Regions from separate parts of the Homo sapiens genome. Here region 1 is linked to region 2. A link is an interaction called in ENCODE POLR2A ChIA-PET data of the cell type or tissue named here. Cell type or tissue: Panc1. All regions are shown on one strand.

Region 1 (4,000 bases), 51 kb before region 2:
CCATCTTACCCACAGTCTGCAAGTCGGGCTCTCCACCCTGAAAGGTCACAAAGAGATTCCCAATTAAATTCAAAGGACCAAAACCACCTACCACTTTGGGGGTATTTCAGTTGTCCCAGGGGTTCATCATCACTTAAGTGACAAGTTTCACACTGCTCATACATGCATACCAAAAAAAGGCCCATATCATATACATACATGCTTGTGACAAGTATCAGTCTAAATTCTCACAAACGCCGGGTCACCTTTAGTAACTTCCCAGTCCGGAAAGCGAGCTTCTCAAGAAAGTCCTCAGCATTCTCCCAAGAATCAATCTTGTATGTTTTGCTGATATATTCTGGCTTTGCTCGTTCAAGTACAGCACCAATGTGGTCTTCAGGACTCTTAATTTTTTCTACTTGAACCTAAATGTTAATAGGAAATCTCTCACTTACAAACTTTGTTGTGGAAGCAGTGAAGTTCCCAGTGTCCTTTGCAGCACTATTTGAAAATAGACTTCAACATCACAAAGCTCGTGGAGATTGGCAGGAGCCTGTCTCTGACGGGGCTAGACATGGTCAGCTGCAAGGAGCACTGCTGAAAGCTGACCATAGCCACGGAGCCCAGAACTCAGCTTTAATCCCCACTCACCACAAACTAACTGTGTGGCTGCCACAGTTTAAACTTGGAATGCTTCATGTTACTCACTTGCAGAAATGGTTAAAAGCCTGCCCATCCCAGGACACAAAAATAATGGAATAGTTTAAGAAAGGAGAGGAGGAATGTGTACAGGATGTATAGCCAGAAGCATGGTCAAGGTTAAGTGGAACCATTTACAGTTTTTCAGTCGTATTCAGAAACAAGTGAGGAAATGACTGGGTTCCAAAATGACTCAACCCATAAACCCACGAAGACGAATTATCGCTAAGCATAAACAGGCCCTGCTTCCCTTTGGATCCTGTGTGTAAACTACAAACTCTTTTGTGGGATGATATTGACCAGATATGCCCATGGTTCCACTAATTCCTCAAACAGCTTATGCTGAGAGGCTGCTGTTCAGCATCATGTTCCTAAAGTTTGGTCAGACAGGCTGACCCCAAACTGCCTTCTTAATAAGTAAAAAGGAAAGGTATCCAGGGTTCCCTATAGAACACTCCCCCGCAAACACAAACAGCCTATCAGGGCCAAATACTCACAACTCCTTTTAGCACAATGTCTGTCTCGGAGTCCTCAGAGGGGTAAACCACACCTGGACAGTCAATCAGGAATATCCGACGCATCAAAGTAATATACTGCCAGACCTGAAGTCAGAAAAAAGTCAGAGATGTCCTGTATCAAACACTAAGAGTCTAATTTCACAAACCCCTGATGCTCATGTATGAAGCTGGAAAGGAGGAAGGGGTGAGTCAAAGAAAAGCAACGCGCTAAGTAATTAAGCTACTAACTCTCTCATCTGTGCCGTGCACAAGATACTTCCACTAAGTGTAAACTATAGTTTCCATCAGCTAAGAGTCTAAAAACAACACAGAGACAGGATTTCCATCTCGTATTGTGCAATTATACCCGGTGAACCTTTCCTGAGTTTTAGAAGTACTCTTGAGAGCTTAGTACTGCTTGACCTCATTGCCTTTAAGCAAAACCATGCTGTTCCCCACTATGTGTTCTAGGATATGACCCCCAACTTTCAGAACCTACCTTAAGTTTGAGGCTTCTTAACCCAGGCATCAAATATTCTTGGGTTAGTTTTGTTTATCAAAATAAAAGGCTGGAGTGATAATTTAAAACAGATCTAAATATGAATCACATTAACTAACACAGGCCAAAGCCACACGGGGGCATATAAAATACTCTCAGTCTTATCAAAGTGGGCAGAAACAACTCTGATACGTTCCAAACTATTATATGGTGAGCTAAACTCCTAGTGGTGGTCTGCATTCAAGAGAAGCAGAGAGAAATCAACAAGTCCTAAACAATCACTCTCTATGAAAAGAAAATATGCAAAAGTAAGGTCACCCTGCGCCCAACGTACCTTTGTTTCACCTGCAATGGGAGCCACGTTGCAAACTTTCTTAGAACGCAATGTATTTATCACAGAGCTCTTGCCAACATTTGGATAGCCAATGAACCCAACACTGATCTGTTTCTTGTCAGTGTGCAACTGTTCAAAGAGAGAATACACAGCACATACATGCAGTCATATATATCCCTTTGGACAAGTAGGTTGTATTACTTTGTTAATATCAAGAATACAGTGCAAAACTGTTGATACAACTTGATCTGAAGCCTAGATACACACCACCTACATAATCTGAGTAAGCTGGATACATATGCTTATTAATAAATCAGAGGTGAGTCATTTCCTCAGTCATGCAAGTGAAATTATCCTTGTATGTGTTAAGGTTAAAAGTATGTAGGTCAAGAAATAAAAGAAGGCTCGGCACAGTGGCTCACGCCTGTAATCCCAGCACTTTGGGAGGCCAAGGAGAGCGGATCACCTGAGGTCAGGGGTTCGAGACCAGCCTGGCCAACATGATGAAACCCTGTCTCTACTAAAAATACAAAAATTAGCCAGGCATGGTGGCGCAAGCCTGTAATCCCAGCTACTTGGGAGGCTGAGGCAGGAGAATCGCTTGAACCTGGGAGGCCGAAGTTGCAGGGAACCAAGATCATGCACTGCACTATAGCCTGGGTGACAGAGACTCCAGTCTCAAAAAAAAAAAAAAGAAACAAAAGAAGAAAAACAGCTTGTTAGTCACTGATTTAGAACAATGCCATCTATTGATAAAACATCTTCGGGAAAAAGAATATGAACAGGTTCATCAACTGGACAATCCCACAACTCACCCCCCCTTTTCTTTGCATAATACATCTGCATTTCCACTGCCAAAAATAAATAACAAAAGAAAAAAAGCAACCTTGAAAGTTACGACTACAGGGTGAAAGTCTCAAAAAGGCAGAGCTTGCTATCAAGAAGAGGGCCTACAAACGAATGGAGGCTTCCGATTAAAGATGGTGGACTGAACATACATGCTAACCCCGTTCCCTCACCAACTCCACTAGAATGACAGCAGTGGACATTAACACTTTTAAACCAATAGAACCAAACATACTGAACCAGAGAATGAGATGGAGATGAGACAACAAAAACTAAAGTGATGTTAAACAAAATACTAGATGCTTAAAAGTAGTATCAAACTTGGCCCATTACAAAATATAAAAGCTAAGTGGTTGTAAAGATAGAAAAACTAAAGATCCAGCAATAATAATGACAATGAATCACAGAGATTCATTGGGAATCACTGGGAATTGGTGGTAGATCCCTCTTAAGATAGGGCTGAAAACAAGGACCAGCAGATAGTCTGCCAAAGCAGCCACACTTCTCCATCCCCTCCCTCATTCAGGGTGGGCACACAACTTCTCTACTCTCAAAGAAATCCAGGGCCTATGAAAGTGGCTTTTGGATTTTTTGAAATGTCACATGTTTGAAAGTATCTGTAATCTTCAGACTTGAAAGGGATCCTGGATTTAGAGATAATAACAGTATTCCCAGAATGATTAATTGAAAATCTAAGTATTCAATAGTGAGATGCCCAGTCTACTATTCCCACTGAGTTCCCAGAACTCTAGCAGCCAGGATTCTATACCCCTAGAGCTAGAGATTGAAAGATTCTCTTCTGGGGAAACTCACAAGCCCAAGAAAAAAGACCTACAGACACTGGTATCTACAGGATGTCCTCCCAACAAAAAATTTGGGTCCCAGTCAGGCACAGTGGCTCATGCCTGTAATCCCAGAACTCTGGGAGGCTGAGGTGGGCAGATCACTTGAGGTCAGGAGTTTGAGACCAGCTTGGCCAACATGGTGAAACCCCAACTCTACTCAAAATACAAAAATTAACCAGGTCTGGTGGTGCTTGCCTGTACTCCCAGCTACTTGGGAGGCTGAAGCAGGAGAATTGCTTGAACCCAGGAGGCGGAGATTGCAGTGAGCCTAAATCAGGCCACTCCACTCCAACCTGGGCAA
Region 2 (4,000 bases):
TCTTAATGAAAATTCACTACAGTGGAGGGACCAGGATGGAACATGGATGAGGGACTCAGGTGGGATGGGTTAGGGACAGTGGTGGGTGGAGAGAACTCACCGTGACCCAGAGAGTGATAATCTTGGTTTTGGGGTGGAATCTAGTCTTGGAGGAAATGGGTTTGGTAAGAGAGACCTGAGTTCAGTTGGCGAGGGTAGGAGGATAGGTAGTGGGGCCTCAGCCAGGAGACTGAGGAAGTGAGTAGGCCAGGGCCCCTCTCAGGCCACATGCTGTCCCAGGAGGTGGATCTATCCCTGTGGCTTCCTGGGACCTGCACATTCAGCAAGCCCTGGGCACGTCCCGCTGGTAGGCCCAGGATTCTTTTTTTTTTTTTTTGGAAACAAAGTCTTGCTCTGTCACCCAAGCTGGAGTGTAATGGCACAATCTCAGTTCACTGCAACCTCCGCCTCCCAGGTACAAGCGATTCTCCTGCCTCAGCCTCCCAAGTAGCCAGGACTACAGGTGCACATCACCACTCCTGGCTAATTTTTGTATTTTTAGTGGAGACAAGCTTTCGCCATGTTGGGCAGGCTGGTCTTGAACTCCTGACCTCAGGTGATCGCCCGCCTCAGCCTCCCAAAGTGCTGGGATTACAGGCGTGAGCCACCATGCCAAGCCAGACCCAGGATTCTTTAGCTCAACTGTGAGCTTACTTTAGATCCTCACTTTTTCTTACCTGGGCTGTTTGCTTCCCGCCTCAAGCCACCTCCCCCACCCTCTATGCAGCTGGGCTCTGGGCTCCTTGATGAAAGCCTCAGTAGCTCCTCACCCACTGTAGCTGGAGTCAGGCCAAGTCCAAACTCCTCAGCCTGGCAGGTGAGAAGAGCTTAATAACCCGACCTCTACCCTGCAGCATCTTCTCCCCGGACCCTCCCCTCAGCCCCAGACAGCTTCCTTGCTCGATCCCAGTAGGTTCTGGATGGCTTGTTTAGTGGCAAAACACTTCTTTCCAACAGAAAAAATATGAGCACAGCTTCTCCAGTGGAAATCCTAGGGCTCTCCAGAACCCCCTTGATAATTCATTTCCCCAGCTACTCCTAGCTGCACCCCACTTCCTAAAGGAACACTCTATGCCTCCTCCCAACTCCCCGGGGCTGTCCATGCCCTCGGGTTTTCTCCTGTGCGGCATTCCCGAACTGGATTGACATTTTGTCTTCCCCCACTCGCTTGCGGGCTCCTCGAGATTCATCTCTGTGATCAGGGCCAGCTTGCAGGATCTCAATGAACATTTGCAGAATGACCCAAGGAAGGACTGGGGATTCAGTGAGGGATGAGGGACTGTAAGGCTGTCAGTGCAGCAGGGGTAGAGGCTCCAGATGGAGGATGGGGCAGTGAGAAGAGGCACAAAGGGGGCTCCTGGCTTCTGGAGAAGTCAGGGCTCAATGAAGGAATGATGGCTTCCTGGGAGGCAGGACTGAGAGAGGGGGCCCAAGAATCAGAGAGGAGAAGGGGCTCAGGAAGGAGAATTACTCAGTGCGAGGGATGAGTGGGAATGAGGGCTCAGGAAGGTGCAGGGACCCCAGATCAGGGGTGAGGGCTAGCAAGAAGACAAGGGGCTTAGTGAACAGGAGTTCAGGGAGGGGCAGGGTCCTCAATGAGTGGAGGAGGGGAACTTCAAGGGGACTTCACCACTCACAGCTAAAGAGAAGTTCTTTGCTCAACTTTTCTCGCTCCATGCAGGCAGACCATCACTCAGACTCCGAAATCAGACATGGCTTCAAAACTAGTGTATAATAGCTCAGAATGAGATTTAGATTGAGTGGCTTCTGGTGGCCCTCCTACCCTGCAGCCGAGGACTGTCAGCCAGAGTCAACAACCCTGAGGCTCATACACAGCACACCTACCCCTGCCCCGAGGTCCACCCAGTGCCCTTCCACGCTTGTCTTATCGAGAGGCCAGGCACACACAGCTGTCTTGGTCTTCCTTCTTCCCTTCCCTACTCCCCCAGAATCAGTAAGGCAAAATGGTCTACACATTGTTTATATAACAATGATTTGCACCCAGAGTCTACACAGAACTTGATGTTTTACAAAGGTGTTAAAAATATATATCTATTGAGGTGGGTGGATCACCTGAGGTCAAGAGTTCAAGACCAGCCTGGCCAACATGACAAAACTTTGTCTCTACTAAAAATACAAAAATTAGCCAGGCATGGTGACACATGCCTGTAATCCCAGCTACTTGGGAGGCTGAGGCAGGAGAATCACTTGAACCCGGGAGGCGGAGGTTGCAGTAAGCCAAGATCGTGACACAGCACTCCAGCCTGGGTGACAGAGCAAGACTCCATCACAAAACAAAACAAAACAAAACAAAACAAAACAAAACAAAACAAAACTATATATATATACCTATTATCTCATGTAAGCCTTACTATCCTCCTATACATTGCATTTCAGCTTCCTGATTGCGATGACTATGGCTATTACATAACAAGTATTGACAAACAGCACAACCTTCATCCCTCCCTGCACCCCTGAGCCTGTCTCCACACCTCTCCCCACCCTTGCCTCTTACCATCAAGGATGTCTGTTACTCACATCACTTGGTAATGAAAACTGGCTCATGTGCTGCCACGGCTGTTAGATGTGGCCATATGAAAAGCGAGCAAGCACGTCAAAATTGGTGCAGGAGATTCGCCATCGCTAGGACCAGGCCCTTTCTGATGCCAAGTCTAGTACTTCTTTCCTTTTTAATACAACAGACTTGAACTCAGGTCCTGTGACCTCTGGTTTAGCCAGGCATGAGGCTCTGCATGGGTGAGGGTCAGCGTTAAGCACATGTACACATTGCATGAATGTGAATGGTTCCTCCCATTCTCTCTCTCTCTCTGTCTCTCTCTCTCTCTCATTTCGGAAATAGAGGAGACCGATTATAAACCGCTAAACCGCATCTGGCCCATGGAGTCCAAAATACTGGCCACAACAGATGAGAAGGGAGGAAAATCAAGGCCTTGCTGCTGATTAAACCTAACCGTCTCTAATTGTTTGTTAAGCCAGGGATTTTCAGCTTCACCAATTCTCTGAGCTTCTCTCCCTGGGCTGAGTCCTGGCCTTGGCTGCTCCCGTGGAGCCCCAGCAAAACCCCACTGCTTTTCAGCCTTCACTGGGGGGCCTCCGTCTGCAGGGAAACATGAAGCAAGAGGGAGCTGGGCTAGACTTCAGGAAGATCTCCTGCCTGTGGGTGTGGCATCTTCTCATGCGGGATGTCAAAAGACAGATGAGGACTTGGGACTCTGGAGTCCCCCACCATCTCCCTCGTGTGGGCCCCTCACACACAGTGGCCACCCCTACAGCACTGGGGCCCCATCACTGGAGACCTTAAGCAGAGGCTGAGGAGTGCCTATCAAGGGGCTAGGGACAGATTACCCTTGACCTCCATCAAATTCGGCTTTCAAGAAGACTGGGCCCACAGGCATTGGGAGACCTGGGTTCCAACATCAACTGTATCTCCTTAGACCTGTTTCTTCCCCTTTCTTAGCATCTGTACAATGATAGGATTTTGGTTTTCTTTTTAAGCTATGAGAACCCTCTCTTCCAACGACTTCTTATGTGGATGCTCATTACCAAAAGCAGGGAAAAGTGAGACTGCTCTGGTTTGAAGCGTGGTCGGGCCAGACCCCTGCCTGCTTGTCTCCCCTTCGATGCCACTGTAGCTCCCTGAATCCCACTAGGCATGGTTTAAAAGCCACAGCAGTGGACAGTCTCCTGACCCTCCCTACTCCACTGTTCCTGCCCTATGATCTGGGCAGGGGAAGCCCTGTTACCCAGTGCTAAGTTGTGCAGAGCTCCTAACCCAAAAGGGTTGATGGCTGCACTTTAGCCAAAAAAGGAGCCCCAGGGCAGGGGGATTGGGGAAGCATCTCCATGGATACCACACAAAGCTGGTGTTATGTCAAAGCACATAATCCACAAAGGCATAATCCACAAACTGGATCCTCACAAGAGAGGGGTTAATCTAGAA

The links. ChIA-PET counts read pairs that join two places held together with the same protein. Peaks named below come from ENCODE experiments on the same cell type or tissue, not always from the same donor. Only the 100,000 strongest peaks of a DNase experiment are listed, where the experiment ranks them.
Region 1: POLR2A ChIA-PET joins it to region 2 with 6 read pairs; 3 of 35 experiments call an interaction of 5 or more read pairs at or near these places.

Annotation. Positions count from the first base shown.
Region 1 is chr1:37,574,420-37,578,419 of GRCh38, forward strand. GNL2 (G protein nucleolar 2) reads right to left here. Exons shown (of 16, transcript NM_013285.3): 9 at 2,009-2,137; 10 at 1,176-1,280; 11 at 246-404; 12 at 1-37. Among named protein-coding and RNA genes, the nearest start is that of DNALI1, 19 kb to the left of the region's middle. RefSeq lists an enhancer at 1,711-2,910. In Panc1, no CTCF peak of the experiment used is centred here; a DNase peak (open chromatin) is centred at 2,292.
Region 2 is chr1:37,625,320-37,629,319 of GRCh38, forward strand. All of the region lies in intron 3 of RSPO1 (R-spondin 1), which reads right to left. Among named protein-coding and RNA genes, the nearest start is that of RSPO1, 7.6 kb to the right of the region's middle. In Panc1, no CTCF peak of the experiment used is centred here; no DNase peak of the experiment used is centred here.